Regions from separate parts of the Mus musculus genome. Here regions 1, 2, 3, 5, 6 and 7 are each linked to region 4. Evidence: chromatin loops called from intact Hi-C (ENCODE). Cell type or tissue: left cerebral cortex. All regions are shown on one strand.

Region 1 (4,000 bases), 100 kb before region 4:
AGAATATATAAATGACTATACTTTTAATGCTTAGGACCTCATTTTGTTGTCATGGACAAACATATGTAACAAACTTATTTTTGACCCTTGTTGTCAAAAGGTGATGGCCTTTACTGTTAGCATTAAACTTATCAGTCTTCTTGGCTCCAGGAAGCACACCAGTTCCCTTGGAAGCCTTCCTCACACTGTCTGAAGTGGCAAAAGCAGCTTCTCTGAAGCTCCCCGATGCTCTCAAAGGACAAGCCACTAAGCTGTTTGTCCTTTTTCCATCTCCTTCAGTTCTTTTTTTTCTCAGTTCTAGTTTCTAGTTCTCAGTTTGCTTCCCTCAAGCTCCTGCCATTAGGTCTGAGAAACTACACTGACTGGTCCTTATCTTGCCTCTGCATCAGTGAATCACCTGCGTTAATCAATTTAGGCTGAAAACAGTCACTCCAAGTTTTTCTGGATTGACTATTCCACTGAGTAATCAGGTTAAGGTTTAACTTCAATTCCTGTTTTTTTAGTATTCATATAATCTTAAAATAGATGAACACACCTCTGAAAAGTTCTTTATGCTTTTTTAGAGATTGTGTGTACAACTACTTTATCTCCCAATATCCAAGTTTTTATTTTTCAGTATCATTTTCCACTAAAGAGAACAGGAATGTTCTTGTAGGAATGATAGATTCCACATCTGAGGCAAAAATGTATCAGGCATGCCTGGAACAGAATAATGGAGCAGGGGAGAATGTGAATAGGATTATAGACTTAAAGAAAAATAAGACGGACATGATCTTATAATTGCTGAGACTCTGTGTTCAGGACATGAGGTGGTCTTCAGGAAATACCCTACTATTGTACATTTTTAAACTAAAATCCTACAAGGAAAATTTCTCTTGCTAATCCCTGCCCCTAAGAGCAATCTCTGTAACAATTTCAATAAAAGTGTAAGCATATATATGTAATCCACGATTTTTAAAACCACAACTGGTAGTTTATTATACACATTTTTTCTCTGACTGATGGCATTTTATGTTAACATTATTTAAACATCTTTTAAACATTATTTTTGCAGGCCTGGAGAGATGGCTCAGGCGTTGAAGAGTACTTGCTGCTCTTACAGAGGACTACAGTTTGTTTCCCAGGGGCCCAGATTGGTGACTCACAACCCTGTAACTCCAGCTTCAGGGGCTCTATCACCCTCTCTGGCTTCTCTGGATATTAGAACACTACCATACATACAGACATTCACATAAATATTTTTATGACAAAGTCTCGTTATACAGTCTTGGCTGGCCTAGTATTCACTATATAGACAACTCTGGTCTTGAATTTACAGAGATCTGCCTGCTTCTGACTTTCAAGTGGTAGGATTAAAGGGGTACACCATCATGCACTGCTAAATAAATCTTTAAAAGAATTTTTTTTCCCAGTACTAGGAATTGAACCTAGAGCTTCACATAGGTGTCCAAGGGTCCTGAGCTATGTCTCCAGACTTTTGTGTAGGGGTGGTTTTAAGACAGAATCTCACCAAGTTACCAAGTTACTCTAGCTAATGAAGAAAGCAATTGTGATCCTATCCGCAAGAGCAGCTGGGATACAGGTGTTCCAAAAGCCACATAACAGCTACTTTTAATATACAAATATGTCTATGCTTTATAGTATTTTGCGGTTTATAACTTACATATTGAGCTTCTTTCAAATCTTTTTGCTGTGACCAAGAGAGTTTGGCCCAACTGTTCACCAATTTCAGGGTTATATACCAACAAAACAAAACGGTTGAAATAGGGCTAATCAGGTTGCTGTATCTAATCTTCAAGTAGCTTATAAATTTAGAATTCAAGTTTTGGGGAAGGGCATTCTTATCACCTTGTAAAATGTCCTGTTTTAAAACACATTCTCTACTCAGTCTTAGAAGATGTAAATACCAAAATCTTTCTCATCTCTCCTAGGTACATTTTTGGGAAGACTGCAAAAAGCCTATTTCCTCTCACCAGGAGGTAAACGCTAGTGGGATAGACTACGCATCTAATCTCATGATCACCAGTATTACATAAGCTTAAGAGATTCAGGTGCATGGGGTCGCAGAGGTGGGAGACGGGAGGCGTTTAGACGGGAATCACGGTTAAAGGAGTCAAAGGAAGTGGATATAGGAGGGAGCAAGGTGGCCATGTTACTGGGTCCTACTATGGATTAATCGGAGTGCTGGAGTCCTAGAAACGAGATAAATGTAGTGTCCGCACAGTGAGAAGTGTGACACATTAAAGCAAAGCACAGCTATATTATGTCTCACACATCTTTTATAAATGCAAACCTTACAGGGATTCACAACATAAAGCAGGAAGCAAAAATCTGCAAGTGGTCCTGCAGGTCGGACCAGTAAGTGGGCTTGCAGGACACTGCGGGCCCTAAGGCGGCCACTGAGACTGGCCAGGGCTCCGCGGCGCTGTTCCCTGTGTCCGCGGGCGGGCAGTGACTCGGTACCGCCCAGGGCGTCAGCGTGACCCGAGGCTCTGTGAACCCTGAACTCACCGCCCCAGCGGGCCGCACAGACCGGGGCAGGCGTTTTCTCGCGCACGGGGGTGGGGCTTTTTCAGGCAGCTAACTAAGATGGTGTCGGCTGGACTGTCCGGGACAGCTGCCTAGGCGGATCGAGTGAGGGCCAGCAGCCGGAAGGACCACCGAGCCCATTGTCCCGCCCAGACAGGACAGTGAGGAGCCCGCAAGTTCCAGACTCGAAGGACCGAAGCACAGGCAAGTACGCCGTAAGGACCTAACAAATGTTTAAGAGAACGCCGAAAGCGCGGGGAGGCGGGCCTGACTCACTGTCACCATCTCGCGACAGCAAAGTGACGTCGCACAGCAAGCGCGTGGTCTTAGTCTTTCACCTTCAGACGCCTCAGTTTATGGGCCTACTCCTTTAAGTGAGTGATGGACAGCGCTTTTATCCAATCATGTTCCTCGTCAACATCCAATCAGATTTAAACTTTCTTCAGCCGCCGGAGAAGTTGGAAGACTGGGGTCGAAAGAGAGCGAGCGAGTGAGCGAGTGAGCGAGCGAGCTCTTTGTCTCTCGCGAGATCGGAGAGAGCCAAATTCTCAGGAAAAAACGCCTGAACTGATGTCCAGACTTCCCGATAGTGATTTAAAAGACGTGGCCACAAACCAATGAAAGGGAAGAGAAGGTGGGATCGCTGCGTTCGCCGTGCTAGAAGTACCGTTACAGGGCAGAGTTTTTGTCCAATCAACGCTTCTAGGCTTTGGGTCAGGTGACCATGAAGTGCGAGGGGCGGAGCTACAGCCTGGCGCGAGGAACCGTTAAGATAGACAACGAATATAACCAATGAGGTACTGGGATTAGGGCGTTGGGAACCCAATAACAGCGTCGGGGCGGGCGCCTTCCCGGAGCGCGGGGAGATGTAAAGACGGACAAATAGTTTTTCCAATGAGAAGGCTGAAGAGTGAATTAATTGACCAATGAGGTCTGCGGGGCGGGAGCCTTTGCCGCGGCGGAGTCCAAGATGGCGGCGTGCGAGTCCGCTGTGTGAAACGAGCGCGGGGTGGCGGGTTAGTCAGCTCCGCAGAGACGACCTCCGGCGACCCTCAACAATGAAAGGAAAGGAGCGCTCGCCGGTCAAGCCCAAGCGCTCCCGTGGCGGTGAGGACTCCAGTTCTCGTGGGGAGCGGAGCAAGAAGTTAGGGGGCTCCGGCGGCAGCAATGGGAGCAGCAGCGGGAAGACGGACAGCGGCGGGTCGCGGCGGAGCCTTCATCTGGACAAGTCCAGCAGCCGGGGCGGCAGCCGCGAGTACGAGACCGGCGGGGGCAGCTCCAGTAGCCGCTTGCACAGTTACAGCTCCCCGAGCACCAAAAATTCCTCAGGCGGGGGCGAGTCGCGCAGCAGCTCCCGGGGTGGAGGCGGGGAGTCACGTTCCTCCGGGGCCGCCTCCTCCGCGCCCGGCGGCGGGGACGGCGTGGAGTACAAGACCCTGAAGATCAGCGAGCTGGGGTCCCAGCTGAGCGA
Region 2 (4,000 bases), 370 kb before region 4:
AAAGACACACTGTGTGCAACAACTCTCCTGAAGTTGGGATTCCAGGTGGATCCACTTCTGTTTCCCTGCCCAGGAGTGAGCAGAACTCCCAGCCTGACCTTGGTAAACTACAGGATCGGGGGGTTGGGAGTGGTGGGGCGGGGGTGGGGTGGGGGAGGGGAGACAGGATAACCTCTAGAATGAACTTGGAGGCAGGGTATCAGGAGACCCCGGGGGTTGTGTCTTAAAGGCATGGAGGAGGAGGGGAACATGGCTAATGGGAAGCAGGTGAGGGGCTGTCTGTGCCCTAGCCAGGGGACAGACTGGCTGGGATGACCCAGTCAGTGGGAGGATCTGTCAGCTCACAGATAATCCCACGAGACAGGTATCCGGGGTGCCCATTCGTATTCATTATGTGTGAAGTGGGCGGTTGTAAAATTAGCTTTCTCTTCATTTAGTTGTCACTGGACAGAAAAATATGAGCTGTGGGCAGATGCACCTGGATGGGAGCCAGTAGCCAGCATCCGGTCTCCTTGTGCCCGAGCCACCATCCCTTTTCGGTTGATGCCCGTGGCCTTTGTGGAATCTACCACTCTTGCTGACTTCATCTTGGACTCAATGTCATCTGTTTGGTCCCATTCTTATTTCAGACCCCTTTGCTTGAGAGTCACAGAGTCTCCCCTTCCATCTTTCTGTCTTTCTGAACTAGGAGATGAGAAGCTGTGTGTTCCCTGACCAGTGGTATCCCTGGCATAGCACAACGCCCACCGAACTAGGAGTAAGACTTTAACAGGTTTCTAGAACTGCATCTGTGGTCAGTACCATCCCACAGGCTGGAGTCGCAGACTGAAAATAAGAAAAGCAAGCTGAACGGCAGAGTGTGTCTGTCTTCCTGACTGTGAACCCAATGTGACCAGCTGCCTCACCTTCTGGTTGCCATGCTTCCTCCAGAACGGTGAACTGTGCCTTTAAAAACTGTTCCATGAGCCAGAATACAGTCTTCCTTCCTTAAGTTGCTTCTGTTGTGTATTCTCTCACAGCAAGAGATCCAACTGATACTAGCAGCTCTCTGGCTTTTTGTGGGACCTAAGGGCTAAAAGTTCACTGCCCATTCTGTGGGTGCAGACATTTCTAATGAACTGGTGTGTACCCTGGAATTAGAGATAGGGACTTGAGCCCTGATTCCCTTACAGACCAGTGGGTAAATGTCTAGGTGGCTTATCAGTGGTCATTCTAGACGGTATTCTCTTTCTACCAGGGTCACGATAGAAAAGGCAGAAGTTGCCAGTGGCCTTCTCTTCACCAGTTTGTGAAAAGAAGAAAGAAGGATGATATGGAGGACCTATGGAGGTGCACGGCCACCTCACAGTCGCTGTCTTGGCTAGGGAATCGGATAGAAGACTTGGTCCCTGCTTGGGAACTTTGTCTGTGCCTGAAAGATGAGGTGAGGGGTGGGGGATGGCTGGGCTGAGCTGAGTGGAATTTTTCTGAGCAATGTGGTTGTGTTTACTGGGAGGGTGGGAGGGCCAGGCCTGCTTTTTGCCTGCCTTCCAGGCTCCAGAGATAAGGCAGAAAGTGGGAATGAGGGAGAGAATGGGTAATACTCGAAAACCACAAGAAAGAGTTCTGGCTTTCGTCTCTGCCCCATAGCTCAGACATGCTCTCTGGGGCATCTGGGAGAAGACAGCTGCCCCACCCCCCAGCCCTTGGGGTCCCAGCCCACAGGCACTCAAAACCTCCATATGATCGCTGTCCCTCCATTCTCTCCGTGGTCAGTTCAACCACAAGCTTACTCTCATTCCTGCCCCCAAATTTCCCTGCCAAATAAGTCCCACACTAGAGGCTCTCAGGACCTGCCAAAGCTAAGCCCATGCAGGTGAAAGAGCCAGGCATGGCACACTTTGACCTTGAGGGTTCTGCACTGACTCTACACCTTTTAGTATAGGCTCCTGGATTCTTGCTATCCCTGCAGGAGAGCTTGGCCCAACCTAGATCCTATATACAACTCAGCCCTAAAGCAACAGAGGACCACACCCCTGGGGATAGACAGCCTAGAATGAAAAACACTATTGTGTTTATTACTATGCTAAGCAGCACACTACAACAAAACAAAAGTATCTTTACAAAAATCAGGGTCTGGGGATCAGGGGCTCAGAAACTGGAAAAAAAATTTTTTTTTTATTTTGATCGATGTCCAATATGGTTTTCATGGCATATCCCTGATCCCATGAAAGCAAATCCAAATATTTAATGTTTGGTGGAATTTCTTCTCCCTACTTGGAGAAAATGACTTTATAGTATCTCTGTAGACTAGCACAGGGCAGAAGTGAGGGATGCTTGGAACAGAGGAGACCCCCCCACCTATTATTGAGCTGACCTTCACCGTCTGGGATCTTGTCAGTCCCAGGAGCTGAGCGTACCGCCCCCTGGTGGTAGGAAGGCAAAAGTGAGGCCAGCCCTAAGAACCACAGAGAGCGCCTCCCTGTTTAGTCTGCACCCTCCTCCCATCTTCCTGGGCTCCCTGGACTTAGAAACAGTCTTTGGAAAACAGGGGGCATCTGTCACCTTTTCTCCAGCCCAATTTAAATGAGGGGAGCCATTTTATAAGGAGGAGTCCTACCTGCTTTGAAGTCCCTGTCTCCTAGGCAGCCCCACCTATTTTAAGAAATAAGACCCTGTAGCCTGTTCCCTGCAGGAGGCTGAGGGTCCCAGCTCCTCTTCCAAGCTTCCAGAACCACCCAGGTTATGGAGGTAAAAGGGTTTGCTGTTTGGTGTCCAGGTAGAGATGGGCTAGGAGCAGGTCAGAGCAGGAAGAGAAGTGGACAGCTCAGTCTGTGCCCATGTAACCCATCACGTGGTCCAGTTCAGCAGGCCAGGGGGCTCTTTGGGCTTCATCCTGAGTGAAACGAGGCTTGGGGACTTGTAGTCACCATCCGGAGAAGGCTCAAAGCTGTGCCCTCCCAGGGCAGGAGGGAAGCCATGGATGGAATAGATGCCAGGGTGGGCTGCAGGGGAGGCTGGCACTCCCATGAAGCCAGCCACATTTCCATGGGAGTGGGAGTATGGGGACATGCATGGAGAGGGGATGCCCTCTGGAGACATGAGACAGGGCCCCCCTGGGCTTCCAGATCCTGGACTGGGCCACAGGGAGTTCTGCAGCTGAAAAGAGAAGGGGGAAAGAAGGGATATGAGCTACCTGCCTTACCCTGGTGGCTCCTTCCTTGTTCTTGAAGCCTCAAAAGCTTTCTAGAAATCTCCACTTGGTCCAGACCCATCCCCCTCCCCAACTCTGGCATCAAGGGTGTCCCAGCCATGGCTTCTCAGAACTACACTTTCTTCTTTGATTTTTCTCTGTTCTGTATGTACCAGAGTAGGCAATAGCCCTGTTCTGTGGAGGAAGAAGTGATTTGCCCACATAACACAGTACCCAGACGCTACAGCCTCCTCTCCTCCTCCAGAGTACATGTTCTCACTGGCAACCCCACGGGCCAGGAGCCGGTCTTGACGAAAGGTGGGACTGAAGGTCTCACCTGAGGATGGCTGTCAGTTCTGGGCAGTACGGAGATGTCATAGGCTGTAGTGAAGGGGTTCCGCCCCTCCTGCATCTTCCCATAACGCTCACGCTTCCGCCACTTGGCTCTTCGGTTCTGGAACCAGACCTGGGGACCATTAGGAAGGGTTAAAGGGGTGCAGGAGCAGCCCTGAGACCTGAGGCCTAAGGGGTGAGGGCAATCACTGAGCCCTTTCCTACAATCTACATCCAAGCCACAGGACCTCAAGTGGCAAGAGCTTAGAAATCCACAGTTCCCAGGGCCGAGAGAGCCTGGGAGATGCCCAATCCTAGAGCAGTATTATTGGCCCCCAGAGCCCCCAGCAACCATTCCCTAGGCTGAGTCACTCTCTTCATCTCCGGCTTGGCTAGCTCTTTTCACAATGTTGTAGGGGAAGGGGGGTTGTGAGCCTCAGGAGCCCAGGATACCTCTTAGGTGTGTGCCAGTGTGTGAGTGAGTCTTGTCCTCTT
Region 3 (4,000 bases), 350 kb before region 4:
CAAATGCAGAAGAAAGACCTCAGGAGACTTGAGGAGACAAAAGGCCCTTGCTCAAACTAGGGATATAGTGGGGTGGGGAGAAGACCGAAGCCTTGGAAGCTGGGCGCCTCCCCAGGGACAGACAGCCTCCCCCAAGGGCCCGAGCTTCTCGGGTTTCCCGATGTAAGGGAAGTCCAGGGAAGACTTTGTGGGCACAGTCTGCTTTATACCCGGATCTGATGATGCCGGTTCATTTGGTTTTTAAACAGTAGATTTGCAGTCTTCTGGGCTGGGACAGGGTCTGCTAGTCATCCTTAGAACCTGCAGATTGGATTGAATTTCGGCCACTTTGATGGTCCCTTAATCGGCTCCCAGTTTTCCAATTTCCAGTCCCCTCTGCCGGGGCTGGGGCTTGAAAGGGACTTTAAAGACTTTCCTTTGATAATGGCTCACGGTTACATATTTCCATAACAATTTTCTCTACCAGATCTGAATGTCTGATGTAGTCCCAGATGTTCTGGGGGTGGGGTGGGGGGCGGAAAGGGAAGCAGTCCCCTTTGTCCCAGGCTGCCAGGCCCTTGAAACAGGGTGAACAGGCTCTGGGAGGCAGACTCAGAGCCACACAGACAGACCTCCTTTAGTAATTCTCTGGCCCTTCTTCCTAAGCTAAAGCTTACTGGCAGGTCTCACATCCTCTGCTTGTGGCTTTGGCACCAGTGGGCCTGAGAGACCCCTATTCCAACCAAAGTGACCTATCCTGAATCCCCTCCGTGCTCTCTGCTTGGTGACAGTCCTGGATCCGATCAACTTAATGTCATAGGAGGTCAAATTGGTTCCAGGTGTCACTCCTGGGGCACATGAACGGGCCCTTCTGTAGACCTAGCATCTTCGGGGAGCATCCAGAGACCTTTTCTTCCTTCTCCAGCGTTTACTGAAGGGCACTGTGAAAGTACTAAGAAGCTTGGCAAAGCCAGTCAGCCTCCAGCTCTTGATGCCGGCAGGACCTTAGCTCTTGGGGAAATGAGGCAGGGAATGTGAGCAAGGCTGAGTGAGTGTGAAGAATGTTGGGGAGAGGTGTCATAAAACGGATGGATGTTCAAACGCAGCATCTGGGAGAGCTTCATTGGGATGTAGCATTTGTTCTGGGACCAGGGGGACATTCAGGGCCAGACTCTGCAATGATAGGGGAACTTTAGGCACGGGCATTAGCACTGTCAACATGGGGGATATTTTGAGGCAGAGAGGCATTGTGCATCTTAGTCCCCACAGGGATCTGGCAGCGCTGGAACACGTCCCTCTCACCTATTAAGTTTCACCCAGCCTTTGTGAACATCACAGCCTAGACCAGACATGTGCTGTACACTGGGGTATGGGAACAGGGAAGACAGATCCATGCTGTTTGAACACTGTAGGCATAGAACGCAAATTCTAGAAGCTATCTGAGGCAGCGTGGGCAGAGAGAGGACAAGCAGGCAATTCTACCTCTGTCTCAGCCACACCCACCCCACTTTGTGTACTTCCACCGAAGCTTCCTTTGGGAGAAGGCTGGCAGAAATCAGGGAGGCTTGGCTTACAGATGAGGACAGGATTTCCCTAGTTCATAGGAGTTTGGCTGTTGTGAAAAATAGCTGAGGGACTAGTTAACTAAATGCAAGTGTGAAATGTATCAGAGACCAAAGCTTATGATTAAGCTCTAACCCAGTTCTGGATGCTTGAACTTCAAAAAAAAAAAAAAAAAAAAACCCAAAAAACAAAAACAAAAACAAAACAAAACAAACAAACAAAACAGAATCCAGCGCTGAAGCTAGAGAATGTCTCCATGGTTAAGAGTGCTCCTTGCTCTTGCAGAGGGCCTGGGTTTGATCCCCAGAACCCGTATGGTGTCTCACAACTACCTGTAACTCCACTCCTAAGGGTATCCCACACCCTCTAGGCCTTGCAGTCACCAGACATATATGTGTTGCACAGACACTGGAGCATGCAAAACAATCATACACATAAAAGAAACACATCTGAGACAAAACAAAACAAAGACCCTTTCCTGTCCCTGCTCCTCTTCCCTGACTCTTTGGTCTGTGGATAGACCATTCTGCCAGGTTCTATGGCTCAGCTTCTCACGTCCTGCTTGCTTCCAGTCCCCGGTTAGCTGGGAATGGCTGGGTTTCAGCTGTTTCTAGAATATTCAGGGGCCCCATCCTAGTGATACTTGAAGATCAGGCCCCAAAGATGAGGCGACTGAATTCAGAAGTCTCACACTCCTGCTCCTCTTAAATACCATGGGTTGCAATATAAAAAACTGCCACCAGGGGGCAGAACATAAGTGCGGGGCTCCCCTTCATGCTTTGGCTTTGGTCACTGTGTTTGCAGAATTTACCTAGAGCAGTGATTCTTGACCTGTGGGTGGCAACCCCCAAAGACCATCTGAAAACATATATTTCCATTACAGTTCATAACAGTAGCAACATTACAGTTATGAAGTAGCAACAACAGTAATTTTATGGTTGGGGGTCAGCACATCTGGAGGAACTGCATTGAAGGGTCGCAGCATTAGGAAGGAATCACTGGCTTAGAGCCTCTTCTCAGCACTTCCCATGGACTGTACCAACAGGGGATACTGGAGCTCCTTCTTGTGTGAAGCTTATGGTCAGTCCACTGGTGGCTTCGGTGATGCAAATCTCCTCGTCTTAGGTGGGCAGAGGCATATTGTAAGCAGTCCCCAGCCTCTTCCTATCCTTATCCCACCATTAATTAGTTTTGCTAGTCTATAGATACCTAGCCTCTCACAGTCCCACTGGCTTCCTCAGGAGCAGGATCCTAGGCCGGCCTCTGTCTTTCCAAAAGGCCCTCATGTACACCTGGCATGTACACTTGGGCTCTCTGCAGCTTGGGCTCTTGAGAGAGCAGGATGCTGGAGCCCAAGGTCCAGATCTCTCAGTTAGGAGAAGCCAAACCATTTCCTATCTCCCCACAACCCACCTATCCCAAATGCTACCTTTCCCTTGACCAAAGCTGGTGCCTGTGTCCCTCCCTGCTCCCCAGCTTGAGAGTGGATGCCTGCTTGAGGATGTATTAACTCCACTCTTCTAAGGTGAGGAGATTGCCACTTGAAGGATAAATGTGCCTGTGTGCTTGTGAGTGTGGGGAGGAGAGTAAGAGGTAGGGAATACTGACAGTTTAATGAGGTACCACCCTCCTCTTGCCTGCCTAGGGCCCATGGCCAAGACAAGTATCAAGCACTTTCCTGTACAGGTCCTTGTGCTAGGTACCCACAATGAGCTGGCACACTGTGTAAGACATAGCCCTCACAGGGAGGAAGGCCCCACAGGGGTAGGGGGAGGAGTAAAGATCCCACCTGGGCATTGAAGAGTTGTGTCATCTCCAAGTTCAGGAACAGCCAAGGCTGTGTTTGTCCTTTACCTGGAGACTCCAAGTGTCTGGCAGTGGGCCTGGCACACAGTAGGCATTGCACTAAAACTGTGGAACGCACACAATGGGAGAGCAGAACAGAAGTAAAAAAGGCAATCAAATGAGGGGAAGCAGGTTAGTCCTGTAGTCCCTTACCTAGGCTGGGCCTCAGGTGATCCACCATCCCATTTTTGAACCTGAGAGTCCTGGTCTGGGAAGTCTCTCTGAGTCTGAATAAACTGAGATGGTTTGTCAAGGTTTTTCTCCTTGAGTTCAGGCTGTCCCTCCAGGACCTTCCCTCCCTGGCCCTCATGTTACCCTTCTCTGCCAAGCAGGGTCTCCTCCAAGGTCCTCTGGGCCGAGCCCTGCCCCAGCCATGACCCCCCAGTCATGATCCCACAGCCTGACCTCCAGGGCTGTCCACTTCCCTTTCACTCAGCTATTCCTGATAAGAAGACTAGAAACAGGTTTGCCCTTTCACCTCTGCATATCTCTCTGAGGAGCCTGCAGGTCCCCACATCCTGGGTCACACCCTGAGAGGCCCCATGCCTCCCCCAGATTGTGGGCCAGCAGCTTTGGCGGGGTGTGGTGGTGGGGGAGCAGAGGCCACAGCCCT
Region 4 (4,000 bases):
GGGTAAGCAAAGAGATTCACTCAGCAGAGGTGGGAGGGTATCTGCCCACAGGGCCACGCATGTTCTGAGTGTGGAGAGTCCGCCTGATTTGGGTTCAAATCCTGGCTCCTACAGCTGTGTGATGTGGGCATATCATTGAGTCACTCTGTGCCAAGGTGAATACAGTCACCACTATTGTTGGCTGGCAGGGGACATTTGCAGGCCTTTCCTGTGGCTAACATGCCACTCTCTTCTCTCTCTAGATCCCCTTCTTGAGGAAACGCCAACACCATACCTGTCCCTGCTCACCCAGCCTGCTGTGCTCCAGGTTCCCGGACGGCAGGTACCGCTGCTTCCGGGACTTGAAGAATGCCAACTTTTAGTTTGTCTGGACTCTGTCTGGAGCCTGACTGGGTGACCTCTTGCTTTACACCTGTGTGATTTAGCTCCCTGCAACTTCGCCATTCCCCATCTTGTCCGTGTATGTGCAGACAGGCAGACCTTCCGCTATGGAATAGTTCACCAGGGTGCAGAGAGGAGTTCGTGGCCTTGAGAAGTTGGCCAGCCCGACCTTCCTGGCTCAGACTGCCTGAAGTTGTGACAGTGTGGGCCTCCTCAGTTGCCTGCCCCTTCCTGCATGTGCGCTTCTTCCTAAACCACACCTTTCTGGGCACTGGCCCATGGATGCACCACTAAATCACAGGGTCTGTGGGGTGGATGATCAACTTTCTCTCCATTTTTCTTTTATTGACTGGCTCCTTATTTTAGGACTGTTAAGTCCAAAGTCAGCACTTCTTAGGACACTATTCTAAAGCGAGAGGATTTCAGGGTCTCTTTGAGCTAGGGTGAGCGGCAGCTTAGAGGGCTCTGGGGATGTGTTCGTGCTTGTGGTGGTGCGAGAGGTCAGCTGGGAAGGATGGGAACATGCAGAAACTCTATGGAGGAGACTGGCGTGGGCCACTGCAACTCTCAGAGCCAAGCATCAGTCCCTTTGGGTTTATGCCAAAGTTTCGACCCACAGGCCACGTGTGCTGTGTGATAGTAATTTGTGTCAGTGATGGAGCTGGCAAGGTCCAGAGCCTGAACCCTCGCCTGGGAGCTTTCTCTACAGCAGGTTTCTGGTACAGCTGACTCTTCCCACCCCGATTCTTATTCTAGATACAGGGCGTCCAGCAACATTGTGACAAAATGTTGCCCTCTACAAAGTTCAGAAAGGAGCAATTGAGTTGCAACAACCAAATCTCTTTTTCAGTAAGCTTACACTTTTTGCCTTGGGCCACATTGACAGCTATCCAAAGCAAGCAAGCAAGCAAGCAAACAAACAAACAAATGAACAAACTAATGAATGAACAAACACCAAAAGAACCTAAAACGTGAAAGGACAGGGTGCTGCACCCACTCTGGTTCTCAGGAGCCTTAAGGAGAGTTCACTGAGGTTTCCGAGGCCCTGGGTTCCTGCCCTCTACCGGTCTTTGCTCAGTCCTTAATCCAGGGCCCACTAGCCTGGGCATTGGACAGCACAGGGATCTTTCTGTGCTTTTGTCCCCTTTAGACAGACATTGTCACCTGTTCTGCTGACCTGTGCAGCTCTTCCCTGAATGCAGACCACAGTCTCTTTCCTTTCAGGCTCCAGGCCTGGTTCCTAGATGTAAAGTTCCTTTCTAAGTCTGTGGGCCCATGTCTGACAGATCTCCATGTTCCACTAACTGCCCTCGGGTCCCAATCCCCAGATTGTGTCCCTCCCAGCACACAGAGCAACCCTGAATGCAGTGGCCTACAGCCAGTGCCTCAATGCTCCATAGATAAGATACTGGGGTGGCCTATGGAGCTCCCCTGCACAGTCACACTGCCTGTCCATCCTAGCCTTAGGGCAGGCCACCCACAGAACTATAGGGTGAACCAACAATTTAATGTGACTGTATTCATTTTCGTTTTTAATGTCATAATTTTGAGGACTGTCTAATGAGTCTCTACCTTCTCTGCTGTGGCAAAAGATAGGACAGTGGAGAGGTTAGGAGGCTTAGAACATATATTCATGAGTAGTATTTATATTCAGGAATATGCTCTTCAGAAATATGGATATAAAAAACTACCTATAGGGTTAGTATGCAACTAAGAATATATTTTAGAAGAATTAGGAGAGGCAAAGTTGACATTCTTTCAAGATCCATCCGCAGCTTAAGTGACTGTTCTTAGGCCCAACGCTTCCATCTTCAACTATTGGTATCTGGCGCCATCTCGTGGACAATGTGGAAGTAGCAAGGAACGTGAAGGCGAAAAGAGGACTGCATGATTTCAGAAATAGACGTGGGAGTTCTTCCTGGTTTGGACTCCATTGGAGATCCTGAACAGTGCTTGTCAAGAAGCCGGCCTCCTGAAGGACCACAAAAACAACTCTTTATTAACACTCTGTCCTGCTCCACCTTACAAGTGGGGAAGCCACAGTTTCCTTCCTGTGGGGTTTAGGTTCTCTAGAGCGAGAGAGCAGATGTGAATAAGGTCCCCATCCTCCACCCTCTGCACCCCACCCCCCTCTGTGAATCACCAGGATGTAGCAGGCTCTGCAGGGCCGCTTTTGAAGCTAAATCCCTCGGACTCCTCCCCATCTCTGGTTCATTTTGAGTGACTTGCTTTCATCACTCTCTAGGTAGCCAGGACCTAGAGATACCCCCATCCTCCCAGGACAAAAGGGCCAGACCCAGAAGGCCAGAGGCCAGAACAGAGGCTGTGTGGGGACCCCAGAAGGCCAGAGGCCAGAGCAGAGGCTGTGTGGGGACCAACGCTTCCAGATCTCCTGCCAGAGCCTCCTCTGTCTGCCGTTCATCTTCAAACTCCCCTCAGTGTGGCTCTTAGCATTCTGAGTAAGGTCCAGGGAAACTCGAGTTAGCTACTATCTATCCAGTTGTTACCTGGTGATGAAAGGGCTTCTTGAAGTCCATGTCCAGGGGTGAGACTGGACCATGGAGGAGCAAGAGGCTCCTAAGGCTGAGGAGAAAGACCAGAGAGGGAAGAAAGGCTGCAGGGTTGGACGCGGACTCAGAGCTGACCCTGCCGAGTGGACCCAAATCATTGACCCAAGGTCAGCTCAGACCAGCCAAAGGGCCAACATCGAGGCTTTGTGTGCAGTTTATTAAAAAGCAAAAAAAAAAAAAAAAAAATCATACCTAGCCATGTAGGTAGAGAGAAGCACATGCTGGCCTAGGGTACACTAATGGTGTCTTCTGGGATGTTTTCCCTGACCAGGGCTGGGCACTGAAAGCAAAGAACTGACCTGGTACGAAAAGCTCCTTTCCATTCCAGATGAGGACAATATGATGTCCAAGCACGGAGTATCACTCAGCGCTGAGAAGACATAAGGCACAGATATGCTTCATAGCACGAGGGGCCCTTGAATCATTAGACAGTGGGAGCTAGTCATAAAAGGTTACATTGGTACAACTCCACTTATGTGAAAACTCCACAACAGGCGAACCCACAGGGGCAGGAAGCAAGTCATAGTTGGTTAGGATTGGGGTGGAGTGAAGGCAGAAAAATGGCGAGGCACTGTAAAGGGACTCAGGCTTCTTTAAGGGTGACAAGAACGTTCTAAAATTAAATTGTGGAGATGGCCGTACAATCTGTCAGCATCGGCAACATTGCTGAAGTGTATGGTTTGTGAGGGCAAATGGTGTGCTATATGGATTACACCACAATGCAGCTATTTTGAAAGTGTTAAAATACACAAAGTTGAAAAGAGGAAGGTTAGCAAAAGTGTCTTCCCCCTCCCCCGACTTCAGGATCCTGAAGGAAGGACTGGGTGCGGTGCGGCAAGAAGACCCTCAGAGTCTCCTGTGGGGAATGGGTGCGCTGGGTGCTGCGAAGTGGCTTGACTTCCCTTCAAACAGGAGGGCGAGGAGAATGGATACCTTATTAACTAAAGCTACATATAGCGTCACGTGACCCAAACCGCATATAGTCAGCCCTCCGGACCCTGGGGCTCTTCATGGGAATTCCACCAACTGTGGATCAAAATATTAAAAAG
Region 5 (4,000 bases), 380 kb before region 4:
TCGGATCTTGAACAAGCTAACCAAGTGGAAACACTCGAGAACCATGGTGAGTTGGTGCTGCAGCCAGCCTGGGCCATGCCGTGCCCGCCTCACCTGGGACGTGGTCCTCAGGGTGGGGCTTCCCAGGCAGCATCGTCCTCGTTCAGGTCTGCAGACTTCTGGTTCTCTGATGAGTACAACCAGAAGCTGGAAGAGACTCTCAGGCATGCCCTGAAACAAACCCTCAACCACAGACACTTTCTGATCTTTCTGATCCTGGGTGGGAAGTGATGGGCAGGAGTCAGGAGCCACCTTAGCCCTGCAATGCTTTGGAACAAGGAAGGTCCATGAGTTCTCAGAGATTAGATTACAGAGTGAGCCATAATTAGGGTTGCAACCTTAGTGGTTTGCTATAGCTCTGCTTGTCTTAGTGCCTAACACTTCAGGTGCCAGTGAACCAGTGAGTTCAAGAGAAACTGCATGGCTTGTGGTCCTGTCTGCTACCCCAGAAGTGCTAAGTGACCATGTAGTGGCACTCACACTTACTGCTTTCTCACCATGGCCGCCACCATGGCCGCCCAGATGCTGGTGGTGTTCAAGTCGGCACCCATCCTGAAGCGGGCCCTTAAGGTGAAGCAGGCCATGATGCAGCTCTACGTGCTGAAGTTGCTCAAGGTGCAGACCAAGTATTTGGGGCGACAGTGGCGCAAGAGCAACATGAAGACGATGTCTGCCATCTACCAGAAGGTGCGGCACCGGCTGAACGATGACTGGGCGTACGGCAATGGTGAGGCCACATATGACGCCGCAAGAGTGGGAGAGGGTAGGACAAGGGATGACTTGACTCCTTGCCTGTGGTACCTTAGTTTTCTCTGCCCTTAGGCACTGAGCAGGGCCGGGATCTAGTTTTAGTGGCTCTGGGCAAGACTTTGGGAAGCTACTCAGTATCTGTGTTCATCTGTTTCTCTGTCCCTCCACTCTAAATCCTGTCTTTTCCAGAAATTGCCATAAGATTCCATCCCCTCTTTATCCCTACTGCAGCTACCTAAATCTATAGATCCTCACCGGCTCTGCCTCTAGTTTCTCCCCACTGTTGGCCTCAGATTTGGCTCCTGTAATCTTTTCAACACACCCATCCTATGCTGTTGCCCCTGAGTAAGATTCCTGTTAGCTTTCTAGTTCCCATAGGAATGAAGTTAAACATTAAGACAGGAGGGGCAATCATTCACTTGCCTGATCCCAGAGTTTGCAGCTTTCTTTTCAAGCCCGTTGTGTGCTGGTACCCAGCTTCTGTCACACCCAAGACTCCAGGACAGAGTATGAAACCTCAGTACCAGCTGAGGATTGCTCTCAGGAGCTCTGCAGATCCCAGCAGCCACAGATGCCCATGCTCTCCAGTGTGCCCTCTGTGCCTGAGAATAGACTGTACAGGTACAGAGGGAAACTACACTTGGTCCCTGAGCGCTAGCCATGTTGCCTCCTGTTCCTGGGCCTCTGTAGACTGTTGGATATCTACATCCTCCCAGTCTAACTGTTGTTTACCTGGTGTTGCTGTGTTACACTGTCGCAGTCACATCACTCTGTGACTATGCCTGGCATCTGGGCTCAAGGTGGTGCATGACATTTTGTCATGGAGGTGAGAGGAGGAGCAGATGATGGAGTCTCGGAGTTATCTCTGTCATCTAGAACCAAGGGGAGACTGTGCTTTAAAAACGAGTTTTCCAGGACTCTCCTGTCTGTCGACATGTTTTGGGGGAACAAGTCTCTTTCTCAGAGTTAAGGATTTTCTCCTTATATTTGACTATCCTCTCCTGAGGATGGGCTTTGGAGATGATCTTCTGGTTAAAATCACGCTCCTACTCAAGGGGAGCTGCTATAGGGCTGACTCCTAACCGAGTTTTCTGCTTTGCCCCAGATCTTGATGCCCGGCCATGGGACTTCCAGGCAGAGGAGTGTGCTCTCCGTGCCAACATTGAACGCTTCAATGCCCGGCGCTATGACCGGACCCACAGCAACCCTGACTTCTTGCCAGTGGACAATTGCCTGCAGAGCGTATTGGGCCAGCGGGTAGATCTTCCTGAGGACTTCCAGATGAACTATGACCTATGGCTAGAGAGGGAGGTCTTCTCTAAGCCCATTTCCTGGGAAGAGCTGCTGCAGTGAAGAGGGCTGGAAAAGACCATGATCTGTCTGTCTCATACCTGAGGGACTGTCCTCACCATTGCTGCAGTGCTCCTGTTCCCCTCCAGGTGGCAGCACAGCTCCATTGAGTCCTCCACAGCCTGCCCTGGGCCTGTGAGTGAACCCAGGTTAGCCTCTGGTTGATTCCCAGCATCCTACTCAGGAGCTGTCATCTCCAAGCTGGGATCTACTCTCCCTCCACTTGCCCAGCTTCTACCCTCCTCTCTTGGATATGATCGATTGAAACTCATTTCACAGTTAGCCCTAGGCTGGGGAAAGCTGAGCCGGGCCTGGCATCCCTTCTCGACAGCAGCTGTATCGTGAGGTCCCACAGACTCCTGGGCAGCTTTGGCAATGTCAGCTGGTCAGGAAGGAGGGTCCGCTTGAGGGCCAAGAACAGAGTCAGCACCTTGGCTGTGCTCTGGGACTATCTCGTGCCATCCCAGCATCCTGCTGAGTTCTGTCCAGAAGTGATGGACACACAGCCTCTGCACCCTGGTTTTGGATGTGGTCAAAGGTGGAGTGAGGCTTCCTGAAGCCAGAGGTGCCGGTTTCCTCTCGGTTGCCATGACCTGTAAATATACAAAACTCTGTGTGATCTCTGGTGTCATGGTGGGGTTTTTATTGTGTTTGTGTATTCTGTTTACATTAAAAGAAAGCAAAACTGTCCGTGTTGCCTTGTGTGTAGATGCAGGCTCTGGGGACTGGGGATGCAGCACAGGCACTAGAGTGCCTACCTGGTAGGAAAGAAGCCTTGGGTAGTGGTACACACACGTGTACTCTCAGCACTTGAGAGGTGGAAGCAGGCGAATCAGAAGTTCTAGGTCAGTCTTGACTACATAGTTCAAGTTCAGCCTAGGCTATGTGAGATTCTCTCTGAGAAATATGGCCTGAAAATGATCAGTTCTCTCAAGAATCCCTTTCCCCAGCATGACAGGCTACCCGGCTAAGCTCTGGCCTGCCTGCCTTCCTGCCTTTTCTACCTGTTGTAGAGGGAAGGAGGGGTTAGTACTTTGGTCGTCGGCCCACATCAGTCTGGGCACATTGCTTTAGGGTTCTGGGTTTGCTGAGGATCAGGGTCCTGACTGCTAGGCTTGCTGTAGTTTCAGTAGAGACGTCAAGTTTCTCGGGATGACGCGCCGCAGCTGTCCTCAGCCAAGCCAGTTAGTACTAGGCTTAAGTGAAGTTGGTTGGGACAGAGGATAGTTGTGTGCTCAGAGCTATCAGGAATCCGTTTCATGGTGGGAGAGTGATGGAGAGTGCAGGTGTCTCCTATGGCTAAGGGAGAAACAAGGGGAACAGATCCATTCAAGTCCTAGAACCTCATTTGGCTCAGATAGCAGCCTCAGGCTCCTTTCTTCAGGCTTAACCTCCTTGTGACTTTAGTGACAGGACTGTTCTTTTTCGTAATTCCTAGAAGTCCCCTATAGGCCGTATGTATGAGATCTTAAATCTCTAAAAGGAGAGCCTTGACTGAGAAAGGAAATGTTCCAGGGCAAGCCTGTTTTGTTGGTATTTAGATACAGTGCCTGCTGGGTCTGCAACCTGCTAAGTGCCGGGATGTGCTTTCATGTGGCGGCATGGTTAATAATAGCCAGGGGGAAGGGTCAGAACATGAAAGTCACATAGCCTTATGGGCTGGAAAGTCCCTGTAGCTGACTCTTTCCCCACACGGTAACCTGCATAGGACAGTGGAGTCTCACCACTCTTGTTTGCATGGTGGATCTGCTGCTACATGCTGGAACAAGAAGTATAGATGCTGAGATTTCTATTTGAGGAAGGTGGGTTCTACATTCTTAATCCAGCATGCATCCAGCTCTCTGAAATTGCTTAGCCTGGT
Region 6 (4,000 bases), 120 kb before region 4:
CAGCTCTTTTGAAATATACCATAAGTTATGTCCCCCTACTGTGATGATAGGACAGTAGAATATATTCCTCCTGCACAATGCTATGCATTAGCCAGCCCTTCCCCAGCCTCGAGTCACGACCATCCCGTGCTCATTTTCAGCGAGATTGACTTTTGGCTTCCTCACAGGAGAGCATGCAGTATTTGTTTTTCCAAGCCTGGCATGTTTCACTTAGCATAATGTCTTCCAGACTCACTCATATAAAGCAGTCCTAGACAAGGCACTCAGATGGACCTTCTACGTTTCACAGAGTCCATGAGAAGAAATGGAGTATCATCCTGTCTCCAACTTTCCTCTCATCAAGACCATTTTTAACTTACTAATTCCTCGTCCCCCAAAGGCCTTGTGATTTGAGGAGCCAGAAAAACATTTGCCCCAGACACCCACATTTTCTAGTAGCAGGGTACTATGTGCATCGATGGAGAGGAGCCTCCTGGCCCCACTGTAACAGCATTCCTGAAGGACAAGTTTACTTGAAGGACTAATAGCCTCGTGGGTGTCCCTCCTCCCTGTCCAGCACAAGAGGTACCTGTCACAGATATGATTCTGGTACATGGTGTGCCACTAAGAAGGACAGAGGGGAGGAGACTCAACAACACTTTCACACACTGGAGAGTTCTTCCACTTCATCTTTATGACAGTCTCACCAGCTTACAGAGGAGAAAAACGAGGTTGGAAATGGCCGACTCAAGGTTTCATAACCTCTGGTTGGCAAGACTAAGAGAAAGAGCTAATCTGACTCCAAGTCTGTCCTCTAACCATTAAGAAATATGATCTGGCATTCACCTAGCCACATCCGTCCACTTAGCCCTCCCCCTCACCTCCAAATGGAAGTTTCCTCCCAGACCAAAGAGGGCTCTGAGCTTTGGTAAACTCTCTTGAGGCAACCTGCCCCACCCATCAGTGCTCTGCATGGGTCTGGCCTCCCCTTTACTCTAAAACACAGCTTGAGGTGAGCCTGCTACTTAATTGTTTGATGGAAGAACTTCCTTGCCCCGACCCTGAGCTATCCCACATGTAGCTGTACATCACTGTGAGGCAGGAGGACCCTAAGTTCCAGGCCAGCCTGGAGTCTGGAGTGAGAATTTATCTAAAAAAAAAAAAAAAAGCCAAGTACTGCAGCAAGCTATTTCAAGCAAAATAAACCAAACACCCCCCCAACACAGACACAGACACACACACACAGACACACACAGACACACAGACACACACAGACACAGACCACACACACAGACACACACACACAGACACACACACACACACACAGACACACACACACACACACACACACAGACACACACACACACACACACACACACGATCTCATCCTTCCCTCTACAAGCAACGGTGACTTCTGCAAGCCCAGAGGCATGAGTGCTCTTGGCAAGGTGGTGTTCGAGGCCTCACAGTTTCTGTGTTGAGTCCCAGTGTGTCCACCCCTGTCAATGTTGCCATTTGGCAGGACCAAGTGACCTAGTTTCTCCCCACACCCCTCCCCCCGCCCCCCTCCCCGCCAGAAGCTAGGCTGCAGGCTGTGCAGAGTTTGGCATCTGCGGGTCTTTTCTGCCCTCTGCTGGTCGCTAGGCAGGAGGCTCGCCAGGGCTAGCAATCCCACGTGGGTCTACTGCGGGGAACTGACTCGCAGGCCTATAAATGTTTGCTGAGTTAACTGAGTAAGAGGATTGTGTACCGTTCTAGGCTCTGGGGCCTAAGGAGGCCAGAGTCAGGACTGCTGCTCTGCAAACTCGTTACATTCAGCCAAACCAGGGCCCAATTCCCCAGTTGCTTTCCTTCTTTTTGCTTCCCCACAGGCTCCTCCTCTTCCCTCCCTCAAGGACTGTTGCCTGGCTAGGGAGAACTGAGTCAGCAAAGCCAAGTCAGTAAGTTGCCCCACCACCTGTTGCGTTACCTCTGACCAGTCCCTTAAAGCCATCTGAAGTCCCTCCTTGATTATCTCGTTTCCTCTCCGAGTCGTTGCTTCTGTTTTCTTGTGGCATCTTCAGAACACTCTTTTTACTTGCTACTGAATCTGTTCCTGACACATCTACTGGAAGTCCTGGCTCTGTCCCAGGTCATCACTCAGAAGTTTGATCTGTCTGCCCTCCTGGTGGCCTTTCAGAGCCTTCACTAGCAACTACATCTCTGAGACTTCCGTTTCCCTAAACACAAGCAGAAAGCCCACTCAGAGCCCTCTACTTTTGAGAGATTTGTCTTGATAAAGACATCTTAAAAACCAAAAAGTCTAGAAGACTCACAAAAGGACCACCTAGTGCTGACGGTTTTATAGGTCATGACAGCCTGCCACAGCAGCCCTCTGAGTAGTATGGTAAAAGAATTGGAGAGGCTTTTAATTTCTATGTATACTGTGTTTTCTATTTAAAATGTACGTACGGAGCTCTTTCATGTGCTGTATATCAGGGAATGAAATTTGTTATTTTGTTTTTAAACTAAATTTAAGGATGAGGAAAGTGGGGCCACAGAGAAGAAAATATTTCTCTGGTGATTATACAGGAAGAAAAAAACAATGATGCTCACACCCAACCTTCCAATCCCCAAACCTTGGGTGTTCATTCCAAGAACACTGCTGGCTCTGCATCTTGAAAAACGTGAAAGAACAGAAACCAAAACCTAAGTAAAGCAGAGAAAAAGAATCAAGCAGTCATGTGCTGTGTTTAACGTATTCAAACAACCGCATAAAGGATGGGCTATTCTTCCCACCTGACTTTCCACAGTTAGTATTCAAAACTACACTTAAGAGGCTGGGCCCACTCAGTAAAGCGCTTGTGGTGCAAACATGAGAATCTGAGCTGGGAACCCCAGAACCCTGGTAAAAGTCAGTCAAACCTGGCAGTAATAAGCTTAGTGTGGGGTGGGTGAGATGGGTGGAGATGGGCGGATCCCTGATTGTTAGCCAGGTACCATTTCCTGTCTGTTGTTAATGTTAAGTAACTGACTAGAAGCAATCTAAGGAAAGACTGTTTCATCTAGTTTACCCTTCCTAGTCACAGGACAACATAGAGGAAAGTCAAAGCAGGAACCTGAAAGTGAATTTTTTTCTTTTTCTTTTTTTTTTTTTTGTAGTGTTACATCTCAGTCCAGCAGGAACCATTGGACGATGATGCTCACTAGTTTGCTAGCTCACAGGCTAGTGCCTAGTTACATTTCTGTCTGTCTGTCTGTCTGTCTGTCTGTCTGTCTGTCTCTCTCTCCCCCTCCTTCCTTCCTTCTTTTCTTTCTTTCTTTCTTTCTTTTTTTTTTTTTTTTTTTTTGGTTTTTCGAGACAGGGTTTCTCTGTGTAGCCCTGGCTGTCCTGAAACTCACTCTGTAAACCAGGCTGGCCTCGAACTCAGAAATCTGCCTGCCCTCTGCCTCCCAAGTGCTGGGATTAAAGGCGTGCACCACCACTGCCCGGCTTTAGTTACATTTCTTATGTGGACGGATACCTCTTCCCAGGAAATGGAACCAACCATGGTGGACTTGACCCTCCTACATCAATTCCTAATCAAGACAAGCTTCTTAGACACGCCCACAGGCCGTCATGATCTAGGCAATTCCTCAGTCAAGGCTTTCCTTCTCAGATAACCCTGGACTGTATTTAGGTAACAATCAAAACTAATTAGGACTGAGATCCTGTCCTGAAAAATAAACTGGACAACTAACTAATACTGACCTCTGCCCTCCACATGTACACATGAGTGCCCATACCCACGTGGGCATGTGTATTGTATGACAAGCATGAGTGCGAATGCATACACACTTTAACTCTTTCCACACTCAACCCAACTGCAGAACTGCCTCAAGCTGTACCACTCTTGCCTGAATTTGTGCATATACCTTTGAGAATCTCTCCTTTTGCCTTTCATGTGGTACTGTGAGGGAGCTAAAAGAGAATTACCTCAGGGAATAGGAGTGGGAGAACATCCTTCAAAAGGCACTCTAGTATGATTATCAAAGTGTAGTC
Region 7 (4,000 bases), 230 kb before region 4:
CTCCACATGCTATTTCTATTGTACATTCAATCTGTACATGTGGGTGTAGATGCTGTGAAATGACAAACCCAATATTATACTGTGGCTGGTGGACTATTTTCATCCTCAGTGCCGTACAGATCTATTTTCATTGTATATTTGATATATTTTTAATTTTGTAGCGTGGCTGGGCCAGGCCCCAGCCTGTGAGCCTGCAGTGAGTGGGGGATGGGGGGTGGGGGCGGGGGGCTGGGTGGAGCTGAGCTAGGGCTGTTTGCTTATGCCTTGTGGGCTCTGTAGTGTGTGTTGTAGCCTTTTGCTGTAAGCCAGAATCTGTCCTGGCTACATCTTTGCTTCTGTGAGTTGGACATAGGACCCAGAGCTCTATGGTTGTGTGTATGTGTGTGTGTGTCTGTGTGTGTGTGTGTGTGTTACATTCGTAGGTGTGAGTGCATAAGGTGCTGATCTGTGACACCCCCACCCACCCAGTGTTCATCACCTTCTGAAGACCCCGTGTCTTCCTCTCAGCTCTATGGGTGAGACCTCAGGACAGGCACCTCTAAGAAGCACCAGCTGTGGGGAAAGGCACGTGTTTCCTTCAGGTGACTCATTGTCATTTCACCTTTGGTGGGAAGGAGGGCCTTGGGTGGGGGTGGAAAGCCCTCAGATTTATTTTCCAGTCAACCTTCTGTTGTTCACACTGGAGTCACGATGTCTTAGGCAGACAGTACCGGGCTTCTTAGGAGGAAGGCATCTCTCTGCCCTTCGGTCCTGCCCTTGTCCTTGAAAAAGTCTGGAGTACTCAGAAAGCAACAGCCGCTTCTCAGACCTCCGCTGGCTCCTCCGGAGAGATGAGGTGGGCTCACCTGACCACTGAAGACCAGCCTCAGCTTCCGTGGAAGAGCTGGAAGTGAGGGCTGGGTCTCCAAGTCTTGGCGCAGGGTCCCTAGTGCTGGTTGGCGCTGCTCATACGGTGCCTACCAGGAGACAAGGGGTTTCCGGGGCTGAGTCATTCGAGTTGGGGCAGTGCAGAGGTACACCTAAGAGTTCCTGTTCTGACAGCTCTCAGCTCCAGTCACCAGCTTCTTGCTCAGGGAGCCCTCAGCCCTCTTCATGGGGACAGCGAGGAGCCTGAGGCCTAGGTTGGGTGGTGGGGGAGACGTGAGGTGCAGAGGAATTATAGATAGGGTTGGCTTCTGCCATCAAGCAATACATCGTCAGGAGCTGGCTGCTGCTTTTTAAGTGCCAGGAGACGTCCTCCAGAGGCCGTGCTCGTGTGTGAGCCCTGAGGCTATGAGCCAATCCCCGTGCAGATCTGCAGTATTCCCAGGCAGGGACTGCTCTTCTTCCCTTCCTTACCACTACATTACCCTTCCCTCAACTAGAGTATGCCCACTGTGAAAAGAGAAGTGAGATCACGCAGGCTGTAATACACCTGACTCTGTACACCTCTGAGTCCCTCTTCTTAGGTCTGAACTATGGGGAGCTAGGGGAGGAGGGCCCCGGGTCATTTCTCATGAGAAGTCCTGCTTTGTACAGACCTAAACACATACCAGGCAGTCACTTCCGGTCCTGACACACGTTCAGAACAGTTTAAGTTCATGTGTCCTGGAGTGGCCAGTGCTCTGAGTCAGGATCACTTGGCCCAGGAGAGGGCATGAGGCATTGTCACCCCAGGGCCCCCACTTCATCTCCCCCACCCTGCTGTACAATAAAGTGTCTGTTCTTAGCACCCTCTCTTGCCTTTCTTCACTTACAGGAGGGGAGCTGAGGGAGGCTTTGGGATGGGGTGAAATGGGATTCTCGTGGGTGCTGGCTGAGAAATTTGAAGGTAGAGATGCAGCCAGTTTTCTGGGCATGTCCCCGGATACTTGTGGGTCCCATGCTTGCCCTTACTGTGCCTCAGCAACTCTGTACCCCTGAGATTTTTCTCTGAGGGAAGTGCTTGAATCTACGTTATTCCAGGTAAGGAAAGTGGGGCGCCGTCTGATATGAGGATGGCGTTTGGTGTCCTCTCCAGGGCTTTTCAGGGCAATTCTTATCCTGCCCAGCTTCAGAGAAAACTATATATGTTCACTATGTAAGGAGGACTGAGGGGAAACACAAGAAAGGCAGGGGACTGACCTAATCCTTAGGGAAGTGAGCTAGTTCACAGCAAGCCATGTTCTAAGTTCTCAGAGAATTACCCCTCAACTTCAGATAATATCTTTTGAAATCTCCAGTGGAAGATAAAGATGAAGTATAAGATGTGATAGCCCAAGTTTTTGTTAAATAGGCACCCACTGAATGTAGGGTCATAAAGAATGGAAGAGGCTGGTGGCAGAGAACCCCCTCTTCCTGCCTCAGCTCGGAGTATAATCTTCAGAAGAATACTACTACTCTCATCTTTCCCCATCCCAGCCGCGCTCAGTGCCTTGTGATCTCAGTTTCATTCAGAAGGGGTCCTCCAAAGGAACCTTCCATTTCCTCTCCCTGCCACCCCTCATTCCACGAGCAGCCACCAGGTGGCAGGAATCCCTTTCAGTTCACGGTTTAGCCTGGCAACACTCTTAAACTGTCTCTCCATGTTAGCCATAGTCCTCAAACAGGCAAATCAGAACTCACTGGCCCGAGTTTGGCCAAGCACCTCTCTTGTCACATCAAATCTCCTACTTAGTTCTCAAACAAGGGACTGGCCCAGTGCTGGACAAGTCACTCCCCACACAGTCACTCAGTCTTTTGGTAATTCTGGTTGAAATGGCAGCCATCCTTCCAGGAGGGATGCATAGACACAGAGACACAAGGCATTAAGGGCTTCACTTCAGTGGCACTCTGAAGCCAGAGTCCTCAAAGCCACGTCTAAGTTCAGTGTCAGCTGGGTCTTGCCTTTCCTAAGAGACACAGCTTCTAATTTGCAAGAGAGAAGGAAAGAGAGAGGATAGTTCAAAGGCAACAATACATCCTGAAACAGTTATCTCTTGCAGTGTTCCATGTCAGTCCAAATTTTAAAACAACCAACATTTCCTACCTCATGACTTTATGAATGAGGAATTCCAGTATGAATTAGGGCAGCAGATGGGTGGAAATGAAAGTGATGTCCCGTGGGTAGAAGAGCTGGTCTGGACGTCCCAAGGGAGCCTTTCTCACATTTATATAGATATTTAGTTTTTGGGTGAAAACACGTAGGAGTAGAGATCAGCTGAGCCTGTTGGTCAGAGCGACCAAATCCTTATCTGATGGGGAGACCACTTCAAGAGCAGAAATGTGGAAGCTGGCAGTGCCCACTTCTTAAGGCCTGGCCTTGGGAATAGATCACCTCCACCAGTCTGTGGATCATAGCATCTGTTCAGAGGCCCACAGGCCTCGCTGTAGATGGGAGGGTCCCCATACAATAAACCTATTCTGGGGCACTAGATATGCCCATCGTCCATCTTTGGCATCTTTTTGGAGGCTTTTCCTGAGAGGATATTAGCTCTGAAACATGGAACTGAGACACAGAGCTAATCTGTTCTGATGAGGAGGGGAGCAGCTAGATTTGGGTCCCGAATGGAGGCAGTAAGTAGGGAAGAAGATGACAAGGGCATGCCAGAGGACAGGAGAGACAGCTTCTTCCACTTCCTTCTGGCCCCAGGGGCAGGCTGTTTGAGGTTGTTTCAATCATGAGTCTGTCACCAACCTTGGGCAGGCCACTTAACCCTCTGAACCTGTGTGACAATAAAACCTTTTCCTTGAGGCGCTGGGAGGAATAAATGAACTCCCGAGGTGCCGGGTGGACCGTCGCATAGCAGTTTTCCAGAGGGGGATAGAATATATGCTGATTATTACTCTCTTCTCTCTACCAACCCTGGCCCCACTTCACCCATGCAATGAGCCAGCACCCTGGTACCATTGTTAAAAGACAGTCCCAACCTAACCCTGGAAGAAGCCAAGGAAGGCGGAAAGACAAGGTGCCCTGTCCAGGGAAGCAGGCACTCACCAATCCTGTCCCTGTCTTGTTTCCTTCTTAATCATAATCAGACACAGCCTCATCCAGCCCTAGCAT

The links. Peaks named below come from ENCODE experiments on the same cell type or tissue, not always from the same donor. Only the 100,000 strongest peaks of a DNase experiment are listed, where the experiment ranks them.
Region 1: a loop joins it to region 4, with 2.1 times the contacts of the local background. A loop is called at or near these places in 2 of 42 quality-filtered maps.
Region 2: it touches region 4 in a loop (2.3-fold over the local background); 2 of 42 quality-filtered maps call a loop at or near these places.
Region 3: a loop joins it to region 4, with 2.7 times the contacts of the local background. A loop is called at or near these places in 5 of 42 quality-filtered maps.
Region 5: it touches region 4 in a loop (2.7-fold over the local background); 2 of 42 quality-filtered maps call a loop at or near these places.
Region 6: a loop joins it to region 4, with 2.3 times the contacts of the local background. A loop is called at or near these places in 12 of 42 quality-filtered maps.
Region 7: it touches region 4 in a loop (7-fold over the local background); 40 of 42 quality-filtered maps call a loop at or near these places.

Annotation. Positions count from the first base shown.
Region 1 is chr3:107,332,536-107,336,535 of GRCm38, reverse strand. Rbm15 (RNA binding motif protein 15) reads left to right here and starts at 3,247. Exons shown (of 2, transcript NM_001045807.1): 1 at 3,247-4,000. The coding sequence starts at 3,456. In left cerebral cortex, a CTCF peak has its summit at 2,406; DNase peaks (open chromatin) are centred at 2,575, 2,903, 3,285 and 3,850; H3K4me3 peaks cover 1,956 bases; H3K27ac peaks cover 1,825 bases.
Region 2 is chr3:107,603,909-107,607,908 of GRCm38, reverse strand. It overlaps Alx3 (aristaless-like homeobox 3), which reads right to left. Exons shown (of 4, transcript NM_007441.3): 3 at 3,510-3,638; 4 at 2,034-3,138. The coding sequence ends at 2,830. Among named protein-coding and RNA genes, the nearest start is that of Alx3, 11 kb to the right of the region's middle. In left cerebral cortex, a CTCF peak has its summit at 2,401 (motif pointing left); a DNase peak (open chromatin) is centred at 2,406.
Region 3 is chr3:107,577,955-107,581,954 of GRCm38, reverse strand. No RefSeq gene overlaps it. Among named protein-coding and RNA genes, the nearest start is that of Alx3, 15 kb to the left of the region's middle. In left cerebral cortex, a CTCF peak has its summit at 2,277 (motif pointing right); a DNase peak (open chromatin) is centred at 2,275.
Region 4 is chr3:107,231,931-107,235,930 of GRCm38, reverse strand. A630076J17Rik (RIKEN cDNA A630076J17 gene) reads right to left here. Exons shown (of 3, transcript NM_001256174.1): 2 at 3,251-3,321; 3 at 1,900-2,353. The coding sequence ends at 2,114. It overlaps Prok1 (prokineticin 1), which reads left to right. Exons shown (of 3, transcript NM_001357885.1): 3 at 243-4,000. The coding sequence ends at 362. Among named protein-coding and RNA genes, the nearest start is that of A630076J17Rik, 3.3 kb to the right of the region's middle. In left cerebral cortex, a CTCF peak has its summit at 2,217 (motif pointing left); DNase peaks (open chromatin) are centred at 2,238 and 2,472; H3K4me3 peaks cover 213 bases; H3K27ac peaks cover 531 bases.
Region 5 is chr3:107,611,361-107,615,360 of GRCm38, reverse strand. Strip1 (striatin interacting protein 1) reads left to right here. Exons shown (of 21, transcript NM_153563.2): 19 at 1-46; 20 at 562-766; 21 at 1,895-2,829. The coding sequence ends at 2,142. Among named protein-coding and RNA genes, the nearest start is that of Gm10961, 18 kb to the left of the region's middle. In left cerebral cortex, a CTCF peak has its summit at 2,226 (motif pointing right); a DNase peak (open chromatin) is centred at 2,220.
Region 6 is chr3:107,354,946-107,358,945 of GRCm38, reverse strand. No RefSeq gene overlaps it. Among named protein-coding and RNA genes, the nearest start is that of Gm35700, 7.9 kb to the left of the region's middle. In left cerebral cortex, CTCF peaks have their summits at 1,441 and 1,646 (motif pointing left); a DNase peak (open chromatin) is centred at 1,608.
Region 7 is chr3:107,465,259-107,469,258 of GRCm38, reverse strand. Slc6a17 (solute carrier family 6 (neurotransmitter transporter), member 17) reads left to right here. Exons shown (of 12, transcript NM_001293689.1): 12 at 1-1,711. Among named protein-coding and RNA genes, the nearest start is that of Kcnc4, 8.4 kb to the right of the region's middle. In left cerebral cortex, a CTCF peak has its summit at 2,464 (motif pointing right); DNase peaks (open chromatin) are centred at 550, 903, 1,250, 2,496 and 1 more place; H3K27ac peaks cover 1,269 bases.